Regions from separate parts of the Mus musculus genome. Here region 2 is linked to region 1. A link is a loop called in an ENCODE intact Hi-C map of the cell type or tissue named here. Cell type or tissue: left cerebral cortex. All regions are shown on one strand. Links, peaks and the distances in the headings refer to the core of each region. The heading gives the core; the rest is flanking DNA.

Region 1 (12,532 bases), core at 1,434-9,433:
CTAGACTGGCCGGCCACCATGCCCTAGGGATGCACAGTCTCTGCCCTCCCAGAGCTGGTACCATACACAAATGCTGTCTAGCTTTTTTGGTGTGGGTTCTAGGAATCAAACTCAGATTCTCAGGCTTGCATCACCCCAGCCCATTCTTCACTTATATATTCTACTTAATTCTAGTCGTTTCCATCCTACTCCAATGTTTTCTATGTAGGTAAGAGAATACTAGGTCACCTTCTTATGCCATGCTATTGACCGACATTTGCTTTGTACTGAGCTGAGGTGCACAGAACATGCAACGCCACACACAAGCACGGCGTTGGTCTAGGTCCTTCAGATAAGAACTTTCGGTAAAGGCTATCTTTTCCATCACAGAAGATAACATGTGGTGTATGAATATTGTTGAGTGCTGCATTATTGGGGGTGTTCTGCTTCTGCAATTGGAAAATAATTTCGACTGGATGGTGATGAGAATTGGATCCAATTACAACACTGTGTCTGAGGATTCCCAAGATGTCAGTGTGTCCTCTGTGACCCTCACACTTCTGGTCCCCAACACCATGATACACACCAAAATGCTTCATCACACCCCAGGCTGTACTCATCTAGGGCAGCGATGAGGCAAGCTAGCTGGGCAGTAAGGCTATTCCTGGGAGCCACGGCCAGGCCAGGGTAGGCAACATTAACCTGCACAAAGAAGGGACAACGAGTCAGATCTGTCTATCACACTGGGTCCAAACAGTGCCCTCAAGTCATCTTCCCCCAATGTCCCCTGTTGCAGGACAAGAACAACAGAAGAAAACTCCAAGCAGACAGAGCTGTCATCCTGGCTATCGCCAGAGTACATTACTCGGTCCAAGTATCTATCATCCAAAGAACACATAGACAGATTGTGTTCTGCTCACACTATTATCCAGGACTGACCCTGGAGGACACAGGGATGGACCCTGGAAGCACTGTGCAGATGAGTACACAGACCTAGACACGAGGTTCTGGCTGTAAGTGGAGCGTGATGGATATGAGCATCTCTCTGAGATGATAAGAAAATGCTGGAATTAGATGGTTTATGACTGTGAATATTATTTTTTAAAACTGCATTATGTGTGTGTTGGGGGGGGGCTAGTTTTATGTTAACTTGACACAGCTAGAGTCATTTTGGAAATGGGAACCTCAATTGAGAAAATGTCCCCACTAGATTGGCCTGTGGGCAAGCCTATGGTGTATTCTCATAATTGATGGGTGAACCCAGTTCACGGAGGGTGGTGCCAGCCCAAGTCCAGTGCTTCTGAGTATATGGGAAAGCAGAATGAGAAAGCCATGAGGAGCAAGCCAATAAGGAGCACTCCTCCATGGCCTCTGCGTCAATGTCTGCCTCCAGGTTCCTCCCTTGAGTGCCTGCTCTGACATCCCTTGTTCCTACAGTATAACCTGCGAGTTGTAAGATGACGTAAACCCCATCCTCCCCAAACTAAGACAGTAGAAAAGGATGATTCTTACATCGATAACTTTTCAACACAGGTGCCATTTTAAAGGATAACCAGGTAAACACACTACTTAGGTTCCCTCCCATGACACATTCCTCTTTAATGCCTACGTGTATCGGTTATTCATTGGAAGCAATGCTGTGTAACAAGCAAGCACAAAACCTCAGTTAGTGAACTGCTAAAAATAAGAAGGTATTTGGCTCGTGAGTCACCTGGGCTTTGATTGGCAGCTCTGAATTTCCGTTAGTCCCACTTTTAATGGTTTCTTTGTTGGTGGAGGAGTAAAGTTTTGGTTGATCTCTGCCAGGACAAAGGAGATGACGTGGCTCTGAACTTAATGAGGTCTCCTCTAACATCGTGGGCATGTTTTCATAGTGAAGGCAATGAACGAGAAAGAGAGAGAGAGAGAGAGAGAAAATACAAATACACCGTGAAAATATACGTTCCCAGGGTTATTCTTCCATTATGTGTATGTGTATGTGCACGTGCATATGTGAAGGTGCATGCAAGCATGTGGGTCTGCCCTATGTGCTGTGACTAGAGGCCAACCTTGAGTGTCCTTCCTCAGGAACCTTCCACCTTTGTTTGATACAGGGTCTCTCCCAGGCCTAGAATTTTTCCCAGTAGGTTAGGCTAGATGGATGGGAAGCTCCAAGGATCTGCTTGCTTCTGCCTCCCATCTCTCTGTCACTGGAATTAGGAGTTCTAAGCACAAGCCACCATGCCCAGCATCTTATGAGGATCCTGGGGATCTTAACTCAGGTCTTCATACTTGTGAATCAAACACTTGACAGACCCACCCATCTCCCCAACTCTGTGCTTGCTAATTTTGCATGGGCCAGAATATCATCACACAGCCAAGTTCAGTGGCTAAGGAAACAGACTGTCATTTTAAGAGGGGAGGAACTCCAAAGCTGCGTGTCAAAAGAAGCATTTTTTAAAATCTGCTTCCATGGATATACAGGTGTGTGCCTGCCTGTGTGATTGCAGCTGTGTCTATGTGTGAGCATGAATGTGCATAGGCATGAATGTGTGCACACGCATACATAACTGCTGTGTGTGCATACATGTGCTTTGTTGTATGTATGAGCAAATCCTAGAAGCTTTTCTGCTTGAGTGCCTGTAGATCTGAACCTTCCTGGGTAAGTGTCTTGTTTAATGGACCAATAAAGTGTACTGCCCTAACCCAGTGGGATTCTAGAATCTTTGGGTCTGTTAAACAAGGTTTTGTAGTCAGGAACCCAATGCAAGAACCAGCTCTGCTACCACCTGGGTGGGCAAGTGACTTCAGACCCAGCCTTCTGACCATGAGGTGGGATCACCACTTCTCAGGTTCCTTTTGAGTGTCCTAGGAAGTGACACACCAGAAGGAGGGACTCGGAGCACACAGTGCACTGGGCTGTGGTTAACTGTGAGACTGAGTGGGGGTGGCTGTGATTTCCCCCTCCTGACTCTTCTCTCTGCCCCACATGCTTGACCCCTTTCCAGAAGCTGAAACTGAAAACTGAAAGCAGCTTCACGTCTCTTAATGTGTTGTCATGGCAACCGCTGGCTCCTGCTCATGGCTCTGTCGCCCCCTCACTGTGGGGCTGGGGTGTGGAGGAGGAGACATGGACTCACCAGAAGTCTCCCTTCTTCTGAAGATGTGGGAGGTCTGGCCCTGTCCTTGTGGCAAACACCCTACTCCTCCCACTGACCTTCAGCCACAGTTCAGGGATACAGGGATGAGCTGTTCAGAGTTCTCTGGGCATCCTTAGCCGCGGTGGATTCCAGGCCTTGGCTCAGAAAGTGGAGTCAGGTCTGAGGCATCTTGGAGGGGGCAATACCTGCGCAGTTTCAAATCTCCCCTCTCCTCTCGGGCGACTAAGGAAGAGGCGCATCCCTGCAAGCACAACCACAGGTGTCTGAGGGTGCCGGAGCTGGAATAACCCAATCACAGACCTGCTGGGGCTGTAATCTGTCACTTCATTTGGTGACTCATGCCTTCACTTACTCACGGATGTGTTTGCTTATCCATTCAATTATAGACTCTTCCGTTCACATTTAAATAACCATGCCTTCCTCTAAGTACTCACTGCTCTGAGCAAACATCCATTACTACCTGAGCTCTGAGAGTCGGGGAGATAATTAAGGTATAGCCTCTGCCGCCCTGTAGGGGTTCCAGGGTGGGGTTTTCTAACTGTAACAAGAAGAGGAGGAGGAAGAGGAGGAAGAGGAGGAAGAGGAGGAGGAGGAGGAGGGAGAGGGAGGGGAGGAAGAGAAGGAAGAGGAGGAAGAGGGAGAGGGAGAATGAGAGGAGGAGGAAGAGGAGGAGGAAGAGGAGGGGGAGGGGGAGGAGGAGAAGGAGGAGGAGGGAGAGGGAGGGGAGGAAGAGGAAGAGGAAGAGGAAGAGGAAGAGGGAGAGGAAGAGGAAGAGGAAGAAGAGGAGATGCCCATGGATAGACTGGTATTTTATTCTTTACAAAAAAACCCAGTACTCTGTAAGAAAAATATTATGTACATAGTGGTACACTGTGGTCTGGGGAAATGTTCAGGTGCTAATATTCACCTCTAGGACTTGAGGGGGTCATTTTTAGGACCACAACAGACACTGCATCCATGGGTGCAGTTCCTCTCCGTGAAATGGTACAGTGCTTGCACAAAGCCCTATGAGGCCAGCAGAGCCCAGTCTCTCTGCCGAGGTGAGACCAGGGGGACTTTAGACTCAGCCACAGAGAGAGTTGAAAGTCAGCCTGGGCTATGATGACCTTGTATCAAACAAACATTTAAATAAGACAATAAGTGAGGTCCTTTTCATCTATGCTCTGGAACACCAAGGTTGCTTGCTGACTGTGACTAGGGCAGAGGCACAGGGCATCACATAGACTGGGAACATATGTATAACCCACCCATTCTCTCCTGAGTAAGCCACTGTCAGAAGTCTTTATCTAGTCCCACCCCCTGTCCTTCTGACCCCTACCTCCAACACAAGGCCATATAAGTTTCCACCCACCCTCTATACCTCACAATAGGGACTAAATCTTAACACCCGAATCCTCAGAGAACACGTTCAAATCATGTCAGCCTTGAATGTCAGGGAAGGTAAAATGTTGGGCTTCCTCACACACAGAGGTGCTCAGAGGAAGAGAGGCTGTAACTTAGCAGGAGACCTGTGGCCAGCTTGGTGTAGAGGGTGAGGAGAGGCGGGAAGGGAAGAGGCACTGGTCTCTGGGTGGAACTGCAAGATGGTGAAGTATTTTCAGAGATAAAACAGTGATGGTGGACTTCAAAGGAGTCCTGGCTCCTGGGTAGGAGGCCAAGCTCAGGGAAGAAGCTGTTAGCTGAGACTGGGAACTTGATTCTGCCCCGACAGCCTCTCTCCATGAAAAGCAGAGGTAGCCAGTTCTCCAAATGGGAGCAGGTGTAACTGGAATTTATGTTCATTAGAAAAGAAGGCTCACTGTGACAGATAGGCAGTCCTAAGAGCAGTGTGGCGTCCACTGCTGGCCCAGTGTCCTCTGAGATCCCGGAGGCTTGAGTTCCCTCCCCTCCCTGAACTCCGACCTGTGAAGATGTACCTCTTGGTCATGCACATTGCTGTTATCAGTGCCAGACTCCTCCTCTAGCTGGAACCACACATGGAAAGCACCTGCAGCCTAAACTGACTGTCTTCTACCCGGTGGAATCCCAGGGAAGGGCTGTCACTCACTTGGGCCAAACCCATGTCATGCCATGTGCCACAGAGAGAAGCCCTGGGACCACATGGAGTCATTTTCTGCCACAGCCTGACCTGGGCTGTCCTGGCTGTGCGCAGATACCAACCCCTCCTTCCCTGAACATCTGCCTGGCTCCTCACACAGAGAATGGCTATGAGGGGACTATAACTGTGGGAGCCAGAGCCATGTCACACCTTATCCCAGAATGATTCCTGTCTCCTTCCCTTCTGGGTTAATACACAAGGCCCCCTGTGATGTGCTTAGCCTCCTGCCAAATTGGTCCTGGCTTACTCCGCTCTGGCTCCGGCATCCTGAGAGACCCCTTGATTTTATCCTTCTGCCACGAATACCAGTCCCCTGTGAATCTCTGTGGCTCCTCACATCCCACTGGTTCAGATATGACCTTTGCAGTCTGGCGTGTCTTCACAACCAGCTCTGTCTAAAGTTCTCCAGTCATGCAATACCCCCCACACCTGGCTTCCCTGCTTCAGGAAATCTCCCTAACAGGTCACAGACTCCATGTGCTGGGTACCAGCTGAAGCCTCTGGGGCACACATCTCTACACTGTTTCTTCTTAAGCCCCAGGGTTCACTCAGCACAGGAGGGTTCCAAGAAACACTGTGGTGTAAGTGCACAGCTAACCCCAGAGTTTAAGCCCAAAGCTTCTGCCATTTACCTGTGGGTTCATCCTTAGAGTCGGAGACAGAGACAGCATCCAGTCAAGACAACTGGATGTGACCAAGAGGGTTGAAAGAGTAAAGCTTGCCCTTCCTGACAAGAGGGTTGTCACTGTCCCGTGAGGCCTCAGGCCCAGGTATCCCTTTACCTGCCTGTCATTAACAGCCTTTCCAGCCACTGGGGCAGGATGGTCACTAGTGTCTGTTATCAGGCCACAGTGCCACCTGCTGGCACATGGCTGACTGGCAGGGAAACTGGCAGAGGCTCAGCTTAGCCACCCCCGTCGAGCTAAAGGGAAGAGATAGGGGCTCCAGTGTTGGTATTTCACAGGCCAGGTCACTTCCTAGCTGTGTGATACCTACCTAGCATCTGTGTTCAGATGGGTGGCTCATCTGTAACAAAATAGCAGTGGGGATAGGTAACTCTGAAATGCCACCTCCTGGGAAAGCCCTCCCAGATTGCTCCCATCTCCCACTAAGCCATTCACTATCCTTTGATCCTGCTCTGTTGTTTCCTTGTAGCACAATGTCCCCCTCCCTGACATTTGAGCATTTATTACTATCAGCTCCATCATGGGACAGGTTTGGTTCACTGTATGTCAAGAGCCTGGGCAGTGCCCACCAAGGAGCAGGATCCGAACATACCTATCAAGCACAACACCAACAGGCACACGCTGAGCGCTCTGTAAATCCTGCACCCAGGACAGACTCAACGCGCTCTCTTGGGTTGAGGTTTTTACTCATCTCTTAGTTGGGTCACGGAGTGATGTGGTGATAAGCTACACAGCAGGGAATCTACCATGCTACTACCATGACCCATCTCAGTGAGTCGCGTCCCTGTGATAGTTAGCACTGCCATCTTTACAGGATCTGGAATCACTAGGAGACAGAGCCCTGGGCGTTTGGGGGAGATTCTAGGCTATATTGATCGGGGGTAAGATAGTCCATCCTGAATGTGGGCTGCCCTGGGGCTGGGAATCCCAGATTGAATGAAAAGTAGAAGAGGGCTGAACCCCAACATTCATCTCTCTCTGCTTCCTGACTGCAGATGCGACATAACCAGCCAGTCATGGCACGCTCCTGCTGCCGTTACCTGCCACGACTGAAGTGCACCTTTGAACTGTGATCCAATAGCTCTTCCTTCCTGAAGTTGCTTTTGTTGGGGTCTTTTTTTTTTCCACAGCAACAGGAAGTGAGCTGACACAACTGTGTACAGCCATCACCAGCCCTGTCTCTAGACTCCTTCCAACAAAAATGAAATTCTATCTCTGTGAGGCACACACACACACACACACACACACACACACACACACACATTCTGTCCCTCCATCTCCTAGCAATCTACTGATCATCAGGTCTCTATGAAGCTCATGCTACTCTGGAGACCTCATGTAGTGGGAGCCCTATTTGTTCATGGTCACCCACTTTTCTTGAGATATTTTTTTTTCATACAAAGGAAGTAGGTTCTATAGGGCCAAATGAGGGTTAAATGGGATCAGTGCAGGTGTCCCCCTAGCACTGAGCTTGGTCACAGAAGTCCCTGAACCTGTCAGTTCCTGGCCTCACTGTCTCTAGGGTTGCTATACACATCACATACACCAGGTGGAAGCCTTGTGCCACGAAGGCATCCTTTGCTGCTGCCTGAAGCAGGAGTAGGGAGTTGGTGGGAGAGACCAGGACTTTGGCGCTTCAGTGGCAGCAGGAAAGTATTTTGAGAATGCGCTTGGGAGCAGATCACAGAAGCCCAAGTCCTTGAGGGCTCCAATTCTGTTTGGACCTTGAGACCTGATGGAAAACAAAAGGAACCAAAAGCATGGAAGCTGTGGCTGGATATGCATGGCTTGAGGCCTAGCCAGGGCACTTTGCTCTGTGGCATCATATAAGTGTCACTTCACCTTTCTGAACCTCCACATTAACATCTGTATAATGGATCCTCTGCAGGGTCACAGGGAGAGTAAGTGAAAGACACACTAAAGCTTCAGGCATATGGCGAGCCTTCTGTGTTTACTGACACTATAGAGGAGGGAGATCGGGAAACCTCCTTAATTCAGGAAGGACCAGCCCAGTTCCTGCTTACTGTAATCTTACCAGCCTCTGGTAAGTGCTTAGCAAATGCCAGTACTTGGCATGACTTTTGTACTCACCTTATCCCCATCTTTGGTGCTTTTTGCCACCTGCCTCCCAGTTGCAACTGCTTCCCAGAGCTCCTTTGTCTTTTAAACAGGAGTGTTCAGGCTGGAGTAATGATGAGTAATGATGGTCCATTTTTCGGAGTCCTCCCTGGCCTTTGTGCTGGTTAGGATTTTCTGTGTGGTTTTGTGTGTGTGTGTGTGTGTGTGTGTGTGTGTGTGTGTGTGTGTGTGTGTGAACTTGATACAAGCTAGGATGATCTGGGAAGAAGGAACCTCAAATACCCCAGCAGGCTGGCCCGTGAGGCAGGATCTTGACTGAGGATGGATGTGGGAGGGTCCAGCCCACATGGTTTGTCCTGTTCTGGACAAGCAGTCCTGGGCTGTGTAAGAAATCAGGCTGAGTGAACCCTGGGGAGTGAGCCAGTAAGCAACATTCTTCCTTAGCCTCTGCTGCAGCTCCTGCCTTGAGTTCCTGCCCTGACATGATGGGCTACAGTTGTGAGGTGAAGCAAACCCTTTCCTCCTCAACTTGCCTCTGGTACTGCCGGTTATCAGAGAAACAGAAGCTTAAGTAAGACAAGAAGCCAGACACAAAAGGCCACGTATTGCATGATTACGTTTTGATGACATGTCAAGACGAGGTGGATCCACAGGACAATGTTTGCCAAAGGGAAGCGGAAGGGTTTTTGCTTGGCAATAGGAGTGCTGTGCTGCACTGAGCTGTGCTGTGCTGTGCTGTGCTGTGCTGTGCTGTGCTGTGCTGTGCTGTGCTGTGCTGAGCTGTGCTGTGCTGTCCTGTGCTGTCCTGTGCTGTCCTGTGCTGTCCTGTGCTGTCCTGTGCTGTCCTGTGCTGTCCTGTCCTGTGCTGTGCTCTGCTATCCTGTGCTGGGCTCTGCTGTGCTGTGCTGTGCTGTCCTGTGCTGGGCTCTGCTGTGCTGTGCTGTCCTGTGCTGGGCTCTGCTGTGCTGTGCTGTGCTGTCCTGTGCTGGGCTCTGCTGTGCTGTCCTGTGCTGTGCTGTGCTGTCCTGTGCTCTGCTGTCCTGTGCTGGGCTCTGCTGTGCTGTGCTGTGCTGTGCTGTGCTGTGCTGTGCTGAGCTGTGCTGTGCTGTCCTGTGCTGTCCTGTGCTGTCCTGTGCTGTCCTGTCCTGTGCTGTGCTCTGCTATCCTGTGCTGGGCTCTGCTGTGCTGTGCTGTCCTGTGCTGGGCTCTGCTGTGCTGTGCTGTCCTGTGCTGGGCTCTGCTGTGCTGTCCTGTGCTGTGCTGTGCTGTCCTGTGCTGGGCTCTGCTGTGCTGTGCTGTGCTGTGCTCTGCTGTCCTGTGCTGGGCTCTGCTGTGCTGTGCTGTGCTGTGCTGTGCTGTGCTGTGCTGTGCTGTGCTGTGCTGTGCTGTGCTGAGCTGAGCTGTGCTGTGCTGAGCTGTGCTGTGCTGTGCTCTGCTATGCTCTGCTGTCCTGTCCTGTGCTGTGCTGGGCTGTGCTGTGCTCTGCTGTGCTCTGCTGTCCTGTGCTGGGCTCTGCTGGGCTCTGCTGTCCTGTGCTGTGCTGTCCTGGGCTGTGCTATGCTGTGCTGTGCTGTGCTGTGCTGTGCTGTGCTGTGCTGTGCTGTGCTGTGCTGTGCTGTGCTGTGCTGTGCTGTGCTCTGCTGTCCTGTGCTGTGCTGTGCTGTGCTGTGCTGTGCTGTGCTGTGCTGTGCTCTGCTGTGCTCTGCTGTGCTCTGCTGTCCTGAGCTGGTCTCTGCTGTGCTCTGCTGTCCTGAGCTGGTCTCTGCTGTGCTCTGCTGTCCTGTGCTGTGCTGTGCTGTGCTGTGCTGTGCTGTGCTGTGCTCTGCTGTGCTGTGTGTGCTGTGCTGTGCTGTGCTGTGTGTGCTGTGCTGTGTGTGCTGTGCTGTGTGTGCTGTGCTGTGCTGTCCTGTGCTGTGCTGTGCTCTGCTGTGCTGTGCTGTGCTGTGCTGTGCTGGGCTCTGCTGTCCTGTGCTGTGCTGTGCTGTGCTGTGCTGTGCTGTGCTGTGCTGTGCTCTGCTGTGTTCTGCTGTGCTCTGCTGTGCTCTGCTGTGCTCTGCTGTCCTGAGCTGGTCTCTGCTGTGCTCTGCTGTCCTGTGCTGTGCTGTGCTCTGCTGTGCTGTGCTCTGCTGTCCTGTGCTGTGCTGTCCTGTGCTGTGCTGAGCTGTGCTGTGCTGTGCTCTGCTGTGCTGTGCTGTGCTGTGCTGTGCTGTGCTGTGCTGTGCTGTGCTGTGCTGTGCTGTCCTGTGCTGGGCTCTGCTGTCCTGTGCTGGGCTGTGCTGAGCTGTGCTGTGCTGTGCTGTGCTGTGCTCTGCTGTCCTGTGCTGTGCTGGGCTGGGCTCTGCTGTCCTGTGCTGTGCTGTGCTGTGCTGTGCTGTGCTGTGCTGTGCTGTGCTGTGCTGTGCTGTGCTGTGCTGTGCTGGGCTGGGCTGGGCTGGGCTGGGCTGTGCTGGGCTGTGCTGGGCTGGGCTGGGCTGTGCGCTGCTGTCCTGTCCTGTGCTGTGCTGAGCTGTGCTGAGCTGCACTGTGTTGTGCACTATGCAGCTGGAACTACAGTATTGCTCTATGGCTCCACTTTAAAACACTCAGTTTCATGATGTGAGTTTCATTTTGATTTACAAGAAACAAGTTTGATTTAAGAATATTTTTGCCACTAAGGCCATTTGAAGATAAAGAACAAGCCAGGAGCATGATTGCCAGCCAAAGATTAAGGCTTTTATTTAAAAAACAAAACAAAACAAAACAAAAACAGAAAACAAGAAACAAAAACTCTACTGCTCCACCTGTTCCTATATGTCCATTTACTAATCCACTCCTGGGATCCACAGTTAACTGCTAACTTATCTTCTTTACTGTTCACCAGAGTATCAGTCAACTCACTTACTAGTCTATCTGTCCATTGTCTACTACCTACTAATCAATTCATCCATCCATGCACCTATCTACTCATTTACCTCTGAGTCCTCTGCCTACTGATCCACTCACCACCCATCTACCCACTCATCCATCCAGTCACCCACCCCACCCATTCACACACCACGCATCTACCTGTCCACATACCCACCTGTCCTAGTTAGCACGGAAAGGAACTGCCTAGATCAGTCTGGCTTGAGGGGAATTGTGTCGTCTGCTAATTGATGCAAGAGGGCCCGCCCACTATGGGCAGCACCATTCATAAACAGGTGATACTAGGCTATATGGGAAAGCTAGTTCAGCTTGGGACTAGGAGCATGCCAGAGAGCAAGCAAGCAAGCAGCATTCCTCTGTGGTTTCTCTTTAAGTTTCTGCCTCTAGGATCCTGCTTTGCATCCTTCTGCTGACTTCCCCTCTGCAAACTATAGGCTGAAATAAGCCCTTTCATTCCCAAGTTGCTTTGGGTCATGATGTTTATCAGAGCAACAGAGGGCAAACTAGAACACCATCCATCCATCCATCCATCCATCCATCCATCCATCCATTCATCCATTCACCCACCCATTCAGTATCACCTTCTCTGTTCCAGGCACGATAAATTCAACTCAATCTCTATGTCCAAAGAAGGTTGGTGGCTCTTTCTTAGATAATTATAGCATAGGAACATGTGGGCACTGGGAACATCTTCAGTAGGACCCGCAGTGGCTCAGAGTCAAGGGAGTATCAGGTTTCCTCAGAGAGGAAATGGTTAGCTCCGACTGAAAGGGTAGCTAGAAGCCAAGCCTAGTGGATTCAGATGGAGAAGGAAGGACCCTTGTACAGAGGATCTCCATAGTCAAAAGCTTAGGTGTGGGCTGGGGCGATGACTCGGTGTAGACCCAAGCTCAAATCCCCAGTAACCACGTAAGTGATGGGTGCCAAGGTGATTGGGGAATAGAGATGGGCAGATTCCTGGGGCTTGCTGACAAGCCAGCCTAGCCAAAGCAGGGAGCTCTGAGCTTTGTGAGAGATGCTGTCTCAAAAAAGATAAGGTGGAGAGCAGCAGAGGCAGACATTCAAAGTCAACCTATGACCTCCGTGTGTGCATGCACTGGCAAGCACCTCCTGACTCCACCCCCCCCACACACACACATACCCTCCCCACACACGCACACATACACACCTACACACACACAAGAGATAAAAGCTCAGGCAGCAGGGTGCTTGAAGCACGCAGCAGACTGGCTGAAGCTAGGCATGTGAAGGGCATACACTGTGCACAGTATGTCATTCAAAGAGCACAGACTTGGTGGGGACCTCCTGGGGACCGTGGGAGAATTTTAGCTCCAAAAGCAATATGACCGGCTCTGCATTTCAAGTAGATTCCTGTGAGGCAGTGAGGAGGCTAGTGGGGTGGGATGCAGGGCAAGAGGGGCTCAGTGTCCTACAGGGCTGAGCTGGTCTAGCAATGTGTGTTCTCAGTGTATCCTCCTCTGACTCTTAGGAAGGGGTGGACGGTTTCTCTGCTTTGAAGCCTAAGCCTGCTGGTCCCTGCTAGGATCTGATGCCCAGGGCACCCTGCCTCATGACTTCCCACAAGGTACTGAGGGAAGCTTCGTCTCTGGCTGCCCCTAGAGGGCTCAGGGGTGGGGAGGCAGCCT
Region 2 (12,532 bases), core at 1,614-9,613, 110 kb before region 1:
TTGATCCCCTGTTTCTCTGGGAACAAGCTCCCTGTGGCCCCAGGGCAATAACTGAGCCCACAGTTTTCTGTTTTCATTTCCAGTGATTTCTTTGTCTAAGCACCAGAAGAGGGCACCGAAGCCAGTATCCTCATCTGCTGATGGGCTTGTCTGTGGCTCCTGCCAGTGCCACCTCCTGGGGCTCAGCTCCAGGGCCCCTGGCAATGCTTGGATGCCGGCCACCCACCCATTTCCTTCCCCTGCATGAAGACTGCTGGGTCCAGGCTCAGATACAAACTCAGGTTCTCTCTCAGGCCACTGCAAAGGTCCCAGCGCACTGGCCTGCTTCTTGTCTCATATCTGCCAGCCCCCAAATTTACCAATCAAAAAGCAATTTCTTGGAGGCTGGAGAGAATGCTCAGTGGTTAAGAGCACTAGCTTCTCTTGCAGAGGATCTGAGTTCTATTTCCAGGATCAACATGACAGCTCACAACCATCTGCAGCTACTGTTCCGGGGGAATCTGACGCCATCTTCTGGCCTGTATAAGTATTGCATGCACACGTTGTACAGACACATAAAAAGAAATAAAATAAAAAGCAATTTCCCTACATCCATACCTCTCTCTGTCCTTCCATTGCCTCCATCACTACCCCTTTTACTGGATCTGTGTGGTTCCTAGCCCACCATTTGTTTACTTTATGCATTTTGTAAAGAACCTACTTTCAAAAGGCACTTCCATTTATTTCACTGATAGAAAGCTACAGAAACGCAAAGACTCTATGATGTCACTTCTTCGAGGCATCTGAAGACACTACCGACAGAGGAGGGGAGGAGAGGGGAGGCTCACAGAGGCTGTGGAGGAAGGGCAGGAGTGGAGGGGGCTCGCTTCCAGGCACAGCCTCATACCGAGTGGAGATCTCTATACACAACAGGGCAGATGTGCTTAAGGAGGTTGTGCAGAACATCCCTAAAACAGCTGGATGAAAGGATTCTGGGTGCCAGGAACCTCAGGAGGGTGGGTGATAAACTGACAAGATGGCAGACATGCTACTTAGCATATCGAAATACCATCTTCTACACTAAATATGCACCGTTGTTAGATGCCAATTAGAAAACACTCATGCAAAGCCCGGGTATGGTTTCTGTGTTCCGGGGGAAGCTTTCCATAGCCTTGGCCGTGTTGACAACAGATGAATGGAACTGAGTTCTAGAGGATTCTAGCTAGCAACTGTGAAGAAGGCTCAGCCTTGAGGAAGGGAAGCTAAGCCCATGTACGGAGAGCATCAGAGCCGCCACCTCCCACCTCAGAGCTTTGATTAGATGCTCCCGGAGGTAAAGGGAGGGCTGACACACACAAGCACAATGCAGGACAACACTGATCACCACCGCGTCTGTGATGCCTTCGGCTGTGGGAGCATTTGAAATCTCGTCACAGAACTGCTATTCTCTCCCTGGAAGGAAGACATCTAAGTCCGTCTGAGCATTACAGGGCAGTCAAAGCAAATCCCATCCCATCTGTAACTGCAGAGCTTGAGGCAGAGGCAGGAGGATCTCAAGTTCAGAGTGGACCTAAACAATGTGGTAAGGCAGAGTCTCAAAAAAAAACTTCTTTCAAGATTCATTTTATTTTATTTTATTTTATTTTATTTTATTTTATTTTATGTGTATGAGTGTTTTTGTTTACTTGGGTATTTGGGCACTGTGTGCATGCAGTACCCATAGTGGCCAGAAGAGGGTAGCAGATCCCTTGAAATTAGATTACCAGTTTGTTGTGAACAGCCTGTGGGTACTGGGAATTGAACCCAGGTTTTCTACAAAAGCAACCAATGCTCTTAACCAGAGTTGGGAACACTTTGCCAGTATGAATGAAACCCTAGGTTAGAACCCCAGTACTGAAAGAAAGAAGGGACAAGGAGGGAAAGGGGGAGGGGAGGGGAGGGGAGGGGAAGACTGCTTGCTACTGAAGTTAAGAAACTGAGTTGAGACCCTAAACACCCATGTTAAAAAGCCAAGTGTGACTGCGCAACCCGAGTACAGAGTGTGAGACCAAGTTGAGACAGAATGAGGACTGTGGCCTACTGGCCAGCTAGGCTAGCGGGGGCCCGGGGAGGTGAGTGAGCTCCAAGTTCGGTGAGAGACCATCTCAAAGGGACAAGATGGAGAGCAGGACACCTGGTTCCCTCCTTTGGCTTCAGCACAGGGGCACACGAGTGAGGTTACCCGCACACATGAGCGAGTATATTCACGTATGTGTGTACGCACACTCATACACCACTCACAGAACAATGTAAAAATGATTAGTAGTAATAAAGGATTCAGGAATAACCGATAGAAGAATGCTTGCCCAGCATGTGGGTGCCCGACTCCATGCTCCAGTGCTGGAGGGGTAAGATGGCAGGAGAAGGAGGAAGAGTGAGAGATTCAGAGGATGTCAGCAGGCTTCTACTTATCATATGAAACCCATCTTATTAAATGTTTTTCTCCATTCATTTATTTGATGAATGTGTACAGTGTGTGTGTGTGTGTGTGTGTGTGTGTGTGTGTGTGTGTGTGTTATAGCACATGCGTACATCAGTTTCTTTCCTTCTACTGTGGGGTCCCATAGATTGAACCTAAGTTGCCGCGCCTGACAGCCAAGTGTCTTTACTTGCTGACCCATCCTGACAGCCAGTCACAAAGCCCATCTCCAACGTTCCTTTCTCTTCCAAGCTTTTCTGTGTCCTTCAGCAAGCTCTGAAGTCGGCTCAGACAGTGACAGATGTAAGCTACGGAAGTGAAGTTTTCCTTTCTGGGGATTCTCATGATAAGAGTCTCAAAACTCAAGTGAGAGAGTCCTGAGTGCTAACCACTCTGAGATGGAATTTCAAGTCTCTATTCAGGTTTCTAACATTCTGCTGGGATGAATGAATGACTGAGTGAGTGAATGAATGAATGAATGAATGAATGAATGAACGAATGAAGTCACATGTACTTTTGTCCTCACATGAGCCAGAAAATGAGACATTTACCTGCATCTCCAGCATCTGGCTGAGTGGCTTTTCAGCCTTGGCCACTCTTGATGTCACACAGGGAACTTGAAAGACTGTGGCATGAGTCCCACCTAGGACACAATTCTGACTTAACTGGCCTAGGGTATAGTCTTGACAATTCTCCACATGACCTCAATGTAGCCTAAGATTTTAATCTGCCACCCTAACCCAACAGCTAGCAGACAGAGAGGCAGCACTGACTCACTCAGCTCAGACCTGCTGGGTTCATGTTATGCTAATTCATTAATATATTCGGGAACTATTAATTAAGCAGTAACATGGTAGCAGGTGCTATGCTTGGCTGAGCTGCTGGAGATGGGGCCATAAACAAGACGCCCACCTCTCTCCCTGGTCCCTTGAGAGTTTGGGAGCATGGGGGGGGGGGCATGTGCCACCAGCTCTTCTAAGAACTTTCTGTCCTGTTGGTTAATTGGTCAGGCTCACCAGCCATCATTTCTCTGGCTGCAGGCAGTCGACCTCACTCCGTTTGGTCTGTTTCCTGTAGTAAAGGTTATGTAAGGATAGATCGTATTCACTTAAGGAGACAGGGACTTCCAAAGACAGAGTGGCCTCACCCCGACAGCCCCACAAGCTGCAGTAAGATAGGCAAGTCAGGTGCCCCATTGCAGTTCCGTGCAACCAATGTGGTGGGTTTACACAAAGCAATGGAAAAGCCCCCAACAAAAGCCCCAGCTTGTAATTGTTGGAAGATATTCCTAGCAGCCACTGTCTCGGCACTCTTATAGCCTTTCCTGGAAACTCTCTACAGAAGCTGGGGGCAGCACACACCCCTGAGCCCAGAATGTTGGGCGGAAGGAAGAACCAAGAGCGTCTCAAGTTTCAAACGAGTCTCCATAGGGAGGAAACCTTGCCTCAAAAAATAAACCAAACCAAACCATACATTGGAGGAGAGCAGAGAGGCCGATGCCTGGCCCTCACTGCCAACTGAGAGCAAAGCCTCCCTTCAAATCCTCAGCTGCTTCCTCGCTGGCCTGCCTCTTCCATCCATCCTCCATACAGAAGCCAGACAGCGTCCTCTCAGCCACCACGCAGTCACCTCTGTGCCCGGCTCCAAGTTCTGCTGGATTGTCACTGTCAGATTATAACGGAAACCCGGCTAAACGTAAACGAAGGTGAGCGCACATGAGACATGGGGCTGCATCTGCCTGCCACCCAGGGCATTACAGCCGGCATCAAGTTATAAATATGCACACAGAGGGAGACGCATATTTGTAGTTATAGACACAGGTATCCGTGCATAGATCTGAAGTCACTGAAATCTCTCCTGGAGGGCTGACGAGCTGCTCGGCAGGGAGGATCATGAACCTGTAACTCCAGCTCCAGGGGACCCAGTGCAATCTTTTCCCCTTGGCAAGCACCTGCACTCCCACATATCCATGTATCCCCTCCACAGACTCACACACATACAAGTGATTTAAACAAAAACATAAATCTTAAAAACCTATTTTTAAAACCCTACTGGGGTCTTACAGAGGCAGGGTGGGTCCCAATGTTCCATGAGTACCACGCCACAGTGCCATTGACTCTGACATCTGCCTGCCCTCAAAACTCCCTCCCTTCTCCCCAAACCCCAAGTCTGCCTCAGTGTGGCCTTTTCCTCTCCTTCCTCTTCCCTTCCCCACCACAGCCACTCTGTGACTGATCCTTGGAAGGACACCAAATCATTTGTGCAATGAATCAACCTGGCTTTCCCCACGAGTCTCTTTCCTGCTCCCTACTCCCACTAGAGATATCAAGACAAGCACATAGACTCCACTCTGTGGAGGGGCCCAGGGCCCAGACAGAGGCTGCTCCCACACAAACACCTTAGGACACCTAAGCTTCCATACCCAGTCCCATCAAGCGCACCTCGCCACCTACCTGTGTCTACGCTGTTCTCTCTGCCAGGAAATGCCAAGGCCTTCCCTTGGCTCCTAACGCCCAGCTCTGACATCACTTCCTGTTGGGTATTCCTTGACCTCACAAGGCAAGTTCACCTACTTCCTTCTCTGGGGTTTTCTCAGTTCTGTATACTTCAGTTCTAAGCCTTATCAAGCTGGGCTGTAATTGCTTAATTGCCAGGCAGACTTGCTCAGACTGGGGGTGTTGACTGGAGAGGGCTGAGTCATGTCTGGGTCCTTGGTGCCAAGAGCTTAGGATGCTCTCCCTAGGGTATTCAGAAGCTTCAGAGGCTGCCTGTACCCTGCAAGACGGTCCCTGTCCTCTCTTCCCTGCTTGTCCTCTGAAGGAGCCCAGGTCTGACCCTGGAGCCTTGCAGGCCCACTTCTCAAGTGGTTCTGAACAGTCTGCCATCCCAGGAAGAAAAGGCAGCTTCCAGACAGGAAAGGTGGGAATTGTACCATCCTCAGACAGCACCTGATCCTGTCCATGACTTCAAGGGACCTGTGGAATTCTGCTGACCCTAACCAAGTGAACTCCAGGGTCCCGGACTTGGGACAGCCCCCAAAGGCCTTGGAGGCACAGATCTGATTCTGGCAGTTTGATGACATTTTTAAGTGCTGCATCTCTTATGTAGCTCTGAACACCAGCAGCCACTGGGCCCTTCCACGCCATCCCCACCTTATCCCAGTGTCTAGAGTGAACAGTCACCCTAGGAAGGCAGATTCTGCCCCGAGCCTCACTCCCAGCTCAGCCTTATCCTTGGCCCTGTACCATCTCTGACTTAGCTAACCCTCAGCCACATTTTCAGAGGAGGTGCCACCCCTTGTCTCAGCTCAGTTACAATGTGGAGACTCTGAAGGATCTGAAGACACCTCTATACCATTGCCTCTGACAGACACATCCTTAACCTAAAATAGACCAGAGAGGCGCTGAGCCTGTTCTTCTGCCTGGGTGAGATGCCTCCTTTCCCCGTGACCTAAACCACAGGATGGGAAGTGATCAGGTCCCTGACCACAGGCAGTACCAATTCCCACTAGCTCAAGAACACCAGCCTTGGCCACGGCCTTGGCCAGCACTAACCAGCCTCACACTGCAAGGGCTCAGGAAAGAGGAAAGTGGGTGGCAGAGGGACATGACTCCTTTCTTTTGCCTGCACATATTTGGTGTGTGTGTGTGTGTGTGTGTGTGTGTGTGTGTGTGTGTGTGTGTGTAAACAGAGGTGGGGAGATGTCTCAGTCTTTACTCACAGAGCCTCATGGGCCCCCTATTGCCTCATAATTTTATCTCCTTCTTCCAACTTCTTTGTAAAGCAAGGCTAGAGAGTTTTTTACCCGCGTCCCTCTGTTTGGGTAGTGCTACTGCTGATTCCTGTTGATGTTTCTCTAAAACAGATCAACGAGAACTGGTGTGCTCAGAGGGTCCAAAGCCCCATGTTCTGGCTCCTCCTCACCTTCCTTGCTCCGTGCTCCCCCAGAGAGCACTCAGAGCAGCTTAGCAACGTGGAGAAGGGCTTCAACATCCCCCAGCACAGAGGATGGCTCCCAGGAACATCTGCACCGCCTTGAACAGCCTGGAAATGGAAGTTCTCCCAGACACATTTGGACAACAGTGACTGAGCCTCGAAGTGCTTAAAGGGAGGCAGGCAAGGCAGCTTGCTGAGAAACAACAGGCTGGACCGACTCAGGATGGAGAGAGGATTTCCCCGGTGCCTCCAGCCAAACTTGAGCAGGGGGTGTCTTGCTCTGTCTTCTCTTTGAGTGGCATCTGGCTACAGAGCACGTTGCAGTCAGCAAATTGAGCCGCTGTCCCTTCCTGCCTGCAGCTTTTGAAACAGGCTCCCCAACTTTTCTCCATCCCCCGCCCCCCCCCCCCCCCCGCCTTACGCTTTCCAGAACTCATGCAGCAGTTAGAATAGCACAGTGAACTCCCTTGGAGAGGTCAAAGCTGGGCAGAAGAACGGTAGGCCAGCAGCCCTTATTTGGATGTTTTAGTTAAAACTCAACAGGACACAACAACTGTTCGGCTTCTCAGGGAAGTGGTTGCAGATGCTGGGAAGTAGAAAGCAATCAAGAATGGCTCCCAGGAGAGCCTCCCAGAGCAGGGAGGTTACCACTTCAAATATTCAGGATGTTATGACCCCTTGTCCCAGCCCAGCCCTGCTGCCCTCACACAGACCCTGACTCCAGCTATCTTGGAACTTTCTAGTCTCTGAGCCAGGGGCAGGGCTCAGAGAAGCTGCCAGCTGACTGGAGCACCTCCTTGAGATGTTTCCCTGAAACATCAGGTTACATAAGGGTAACAGGATGGTTCTCTGAGGTTTTGCAGGTAGGGAAGGACTCTACCACACAGCCACAGCTTTGGACCCTGCCAGAGGAAAGTCATGTATACTATAGCATCCATTCACAACACCCAGATGGAGAAACGGCCCACGAGTCACAAGAGACAAGAGTGGTCACAGTGTGGTTCCAACATACAGGATGTGATGGTTAACACTGACTGCCACTCCACAGTCTGTCAGGGAGTTTCTAGATTAGCTTATCAGATGTAGAAAGTCCCATCCTAACTGTGTATGTCACCATCTTATGGACCAGAGCCCCAGACTGGATGAAGAAGAGACAGACAGCTGGGTACCAGCCTTCGCCTCTCTCCACTCTCTCCATCTGACTGCAGATGCACTGTGACCAGCTGCTCCATGCTCCTGCCGCTGTGCCTGCCGTCACTGCCACGATGCACTCTGTCCTCAAAGTGAGCTGCAAATAAAGCCTCCCTTCCTTGAGCTGGTTTTTGTCAGGTGCTGGGTCAGAGAAAAGTACCTCACAGCGGAATGCTATTTGGTCTTACAAGAGCATCACAAGGTATTCTGCCACGTGCTACACAACATGACATGCAGGGGCAGTTTCACAGATAGCCAGTGACAGAGTACCTGCTTAGCACATGCAAAGCCTGAGGTTTATCCCTTGCAGCGACCAAAAGATGGTCCACCTTAAAATTCTTTAAATTAAAATTTTGTGTGTCTGTGTAAATGTATGGCACCTATGTGTAGGTACCTGGAGAGGCCAGAAGAGGGCACCAAATCAACTGCAACTGGAGTTGTAAGGCATCACGTGGGGTCTGGGAACAGAACTCAGGTTCTCTGTAAGAGCAGCAAGCAACCAGTGAGCCATCTCCCCAGACCCAAGAGCACAACACACTCTTGTAGGCAAATGAATTCTCAGAGAAGGATGGATGCAGAAAGCCTCAGGTTAGAAACAGGGTGGGGAGAACGGAGAGCTAGGGTCAAAGGGAACAGAGTTCAATGTGGGAAGGCAAAGGCATCCTAGAGAGGAGCAGGGGAGGCAGCTGCATGTGAGCACACTTGATGTCACTGAACCACGCTGCGGAAGTGCTCAGAACCCTAAGTCCTGTGTTATGGACATGGAGCCACAGCTGCAGAGCCAGGAGAGGCCTGCAGCATTGGAATGGGGCCTTCCACCCATGAGCTCTTCAAGGTGAGGACATTTCCTAGAGTCCTGGGTAGCAGAGAGGCAGGAACTTAAGTGGATCCAGTATATGCTGGAGGCACTCACTCTGCATGATGTCACCCTCCCTGTACGCAGCCACAGACACTGTGCCCACTAGGACCCTCCCACATATGCCCCGTCTCTGAGGATCTAAATCTAGGACCCAAGGACTGGACAACAGTCTGGAGATAAGAAGCATTCTGAATGAAATCCCAATGTAAAATGTGAATGTATGTGTTATGTTTTGTTTAATAACTGATGTGGAGCACTCTTGAAAAGTACGGCACACAGGGCTGGGCTGTGTCTCCATGGCAAAGGAACTGCCTCACACATATGAGGTCCCAGATTCCATGCCTGAAGAAGACAGAAAACAAAATGATGCATACAGATAGAAAACAGAAACACGGGGGAAGATGGGATGGGAGCAGCAGGCAGCCATTCCCAAGTTGCTATGGTAACCTTGAACTACCTGTTCTGAGCTTGCCATAGTGACCTTGAACTCATCTGTTCTTTAGAGTTTGGCTCAGGCTGTATGGGGGTGGGCAGGGTTTGCAGTTTAAGATTAGGAGGGAAAGCCAGCTTGAGTTTGACATACAGGGTGACAAAAAACCAATTTACTGGCTCAGCTGTGTGTTGGGCACATACTTTCCCCTGCAGGTGCCCATGGGAGGCTTCGCCATGCTGCACCTCTTACTTGTCACAGCGTCCCAGGGGCTCACAAGTCCAAGGACTATTCCTATGTGCTCCTGTTACAGCGAGCAGGTCACTCAAACTCAGTATCTCTGTTCATGATGGGAATTGGAGTCATCGTACTGGGGCACATGACTTCAGACAGAGGCCACCTTGCGGAGAGTACAGAGCAGGCCACAGGTCAGGCTGGAGCTAAAGTAGTGTTGCTGACCTCATATTCAAGGCCTCTGCATAATAATAATCAGCCGTGCTCACTTGAGGTCAGATGTGGCACCTGAGGACTTCTTTGCATTGTCGTATTAAGTTCCCTCCACAATGCCAAGAGGTAATTACTGTTACTCTTCTAGACAGGAAAGCACAGCATGGAGAGGTTAAGCAGTTTGCAGGAGGTCATGGAGCTGACAAGAGGGCAAATTCAGATTTGGATCCAAGCCCTTGTGATGACTGTTTGTATCTAGCACTGCCTTCCTCACTCCAAAGGTTGTTTTTGGAATAAAACATAAATACTGCACAAATGTAACATATGAATTCATAGATTATTATAAGATAATTACCTAGAAAGAAATGTTTGTCATCCATCACCCCCCCCCCCCCCATGGCTCCCACAAGTGACAGTTATTTTGACTTTAAAGACTCTTAATGTCTATAAAAATGCACCTCAAAGGACTGGAGAGATAAAGAGCTTGTCCTGCAAACATGGGGACCACAGCATTCCATAAAAGCCAGCTGTGATTCCAGTGCTGGGAAGCCAGCTGTGGCAGTATGCACCCGTGAGTCCAGTGCTGGGAAGCCAGCTGTGGAAGTATGCACCCGTGAGTCCAGTGCTGGGAAGCCAGCTGTGGTGGAATGTACCTATGACTCTAGTGCTGGGAAGAAGGAGGCAGGTGGGTGCATACCTGTGCACATACATGACCATGCATACACAGGAGGGCAGGAAGGAAAGGGAGGGGTAGAGAAAGGTAGGTAAATAGGTTGGGGGGCGGAAAGAGAGGGAACCCCAAGGCTTTATATGCTTGCCCATTTAAAAAGCTTGATAAACCTTTTAAATTTTTGAGGTGCTAAGACACTAGCTAGTATAGCAAGTCCTCTCCTGCTGAACTGCACCTCAGCCTATGACCTTTAATCAGATTAAAAAAAAAACTTATTTTGAATGTATGAGTGTTTCCCTGTATGTATGTATGTATGTATGTATGTATGTATGTATGTATGTATGTATGTATGTGCTCAGTGCCTTTGGAGACTAAAAGAGGGCGTCATAACCCCGGAACTGGAATTATAGATGATTCTGAGCTACCATGTGGGTGCTGGGGGCAGTAAGCGCCCTTCCCATGGGGCCTTCTCTCCAGCCCCCTTCCAGGTTGTTGTAACGTGTGGGTTCCTCTCCCATCCATTTCACATCCTTGTTCTTTCTGGGTAGAAAAGGATGCAGTTGGGCTGAAGAGAAAGGGATGCAGTCTGGTGTGCAGACCTGGGCTCACCGTCACACACTGTCCCGCCCCCTATGGGCTCTACAGGTCAGATCTAGACTCCAGTTCAGACTCAGGTCCGGCACCTTGGGCAGGAGTTTGCCCCCTCTAGGAGGCTCAGGATGCCTGGTAGTCTCACATCCCCAGCTCTTGGAAGTAGTTGGCACCTCACACAGTTGTCTTTTTCTTTGTCCCCTTAAAACCTTTTTTTAAAGTAATATTTTGACAACAAATGTGCCCTCTTCACCCTGCAAACACTTGGTGCAGCGATGTTATGTATCTGTATTGTGCAGTCAGTTTCCAGAATCCTCCACCCTGAATAACTGACATTCCACATTTATTAAATAACTTCCCATCCCCCCAGCTCTGGCAACCCATCTGCTTTCTGTCTCTAGGAACCTGACTTCCTCACGTAAGTGGAATCGCACAGGCTTGTTCCTCTTATGACACATAGGTTTTATTGTTATTTTACATCCATCTATCTATCTATCTATCTATCTATCTATCTATCTATCTATCTATCTATCTATCTTGTATGTGCATGTGTGTGTTATGTATGTATGTGGTACACCATGCCACGGCATGTATGGGAGGTCATAGGATAACATGCCAAAGTCACTTCTTTCCTTCTACCGTTTAAGTCCCAGGGACTGAACTCAGGCTGTTGGGCTTGGCAGCCAGTGCCTTTACCTGCTGATCTAGCTCTCATTGGTTTGTGACAGGCTGGTTTTATAGTCTACCCACTTTGCAGCATGTGGCAGGGTTTTCTTCCACTCACAGGCTGAGGAGTGACATTTTACTACATCCAATATAAGAGACATGAAATCCTAACACTCAGGAGGCTGAGACAGGGCTTCTCTGGGTCAAGGCCAACCTGGGCTACCGAGAAGAGACCCTGGCTCAAAAAGCCCCAAAGAACAACAAAATCACTAAGTATAAACAAAGAGAAGCTGAACTGTGAGCTTGGAGGACATGAGAGTGAGGCTGAATCCGGGGACAGTCGATAAGCAAGTGGAGGGGGCAGGGGAGGGGGCCGACCACAAGAGCCTGGGCACAGCTCTTCTTTGAAGATACCCTGCTCACTGAGTTCTCACTTGGGGACGTCCATTCTTGTCACTATTACTGCTCTCAGTTTTCACAGCTCTCTACAGTGAGTTATTAACTTCATCGCATGCCAACTGTGTGGAGTTAGAAAATTCTGCTCTGCTATATTCCCTGGCCAGAGGGGCCAGCTCACTGCTGCAGGGGAGGGTGCAAGAACACCATCTCCCTGTCCTGCCTCCTAATGACAAAGCAGCCATCTCTAACTCATCTCTAACCCATCTCTAACCTACCGTCAGATTCCTTCCTTGAGAATCTGGATTGTGGGCCCAGAAACCTACTGTGAGTGACTTGACAAACCGACTGGAGCTGAAACACAACCGAAACCTACCAGGAACTGCATCTTCCACTTCTCTTCAGTTACAGAATTTTTCCCTCTGAGTAGAAAATGAGACAGAGACACGGAGGCAGAGTGATAAGCCTGTGCTGCCCACTGAACGCACTGACTTGGACACAGTAAGGCACTCTGTTCTGGTTGTGGGCATAGATGAGTGAAGGGGTGGGTGGTAAATGCAGAGGGAGCCTTCATTCTTCATCCCTCATGAAGGACTGGCCCCCCAAGTTTATTAAACAGTGCCATACCTGGTGCTGGGAAATATTGCCACCACCGACTGGTTTCTTCTGGATGTGATACTTTCAGGTGACCCTGGTATTAGAATAACAAGCTTGTAATCTTTTCTACCACCCTCCAGTGGGGCTGTGACAGTGAGCAGAGCTATGCTCAGGCACCTGCCTTCTGGCTGCATAGCCCTCTCCTCTGAGCAGGCTCAGAATCACTCTGCCCCCTTTAAGTTCTGTTGATCATGCTTCCCAGAATGCACCAGGGGCATCTCCTCTCCCACAAAGGAAAAGCATGCCTCCCTT

The links. A loop is a pair of places that touch in the nucleus more often than their neighbours do. Peaks named below come from ENCODE experiments on the same cell type or tissue, not always from the same donor. Only the 100,000 strongest peaks of a DNase experiment are listed, where the experiment ranks them.
Region 2: it touches region 1 in a loop (4-fold over the local background); 19 of 42 quality-filtered maps call a loop at or near these places.

Annotation. Positions count from the first base shown.
Region 1 is chr6:114,338,891-114,351,422 of GRCm38, reverse strand. No RefSeq gene overlaps it. Among named protein-coding and RNA genes, the nearest start is that of Gm38875, 53 kb to the left of the region's middle. In left cerebral cortex, for the core only: CTCF peaks have their summits at 6,081 (motif pointing left) and 7,441 (motif pointing right); DNase peaks (open chromatin) are centred at 3,426, 6,069, 7,451, 7,789 and 1 more place; H3K4me3 peaks cover 297 bases; H3K27ac peaks cover 1,318 bases.
Region 2 is chr6:114,450,911-114,463,442 of GRCm38, reverse strand. The region is part of intron 1 of Hrh1 (histamine receptor H1); the gene reads right to left. Among named protein-coding and RNA genes, the nearest start is that of Hrh1, 59 kb to the right of the region's middle. In left cerebral cortex, for the core only: CTCF peaks have their summits at 1,705 (motif pointing right) and 7,971 (motif pointing right); DNase peaks (open chromatin) are centred at 3,815, 4,730 and 5,110; H3K27ac peaks cover 1,126 bases.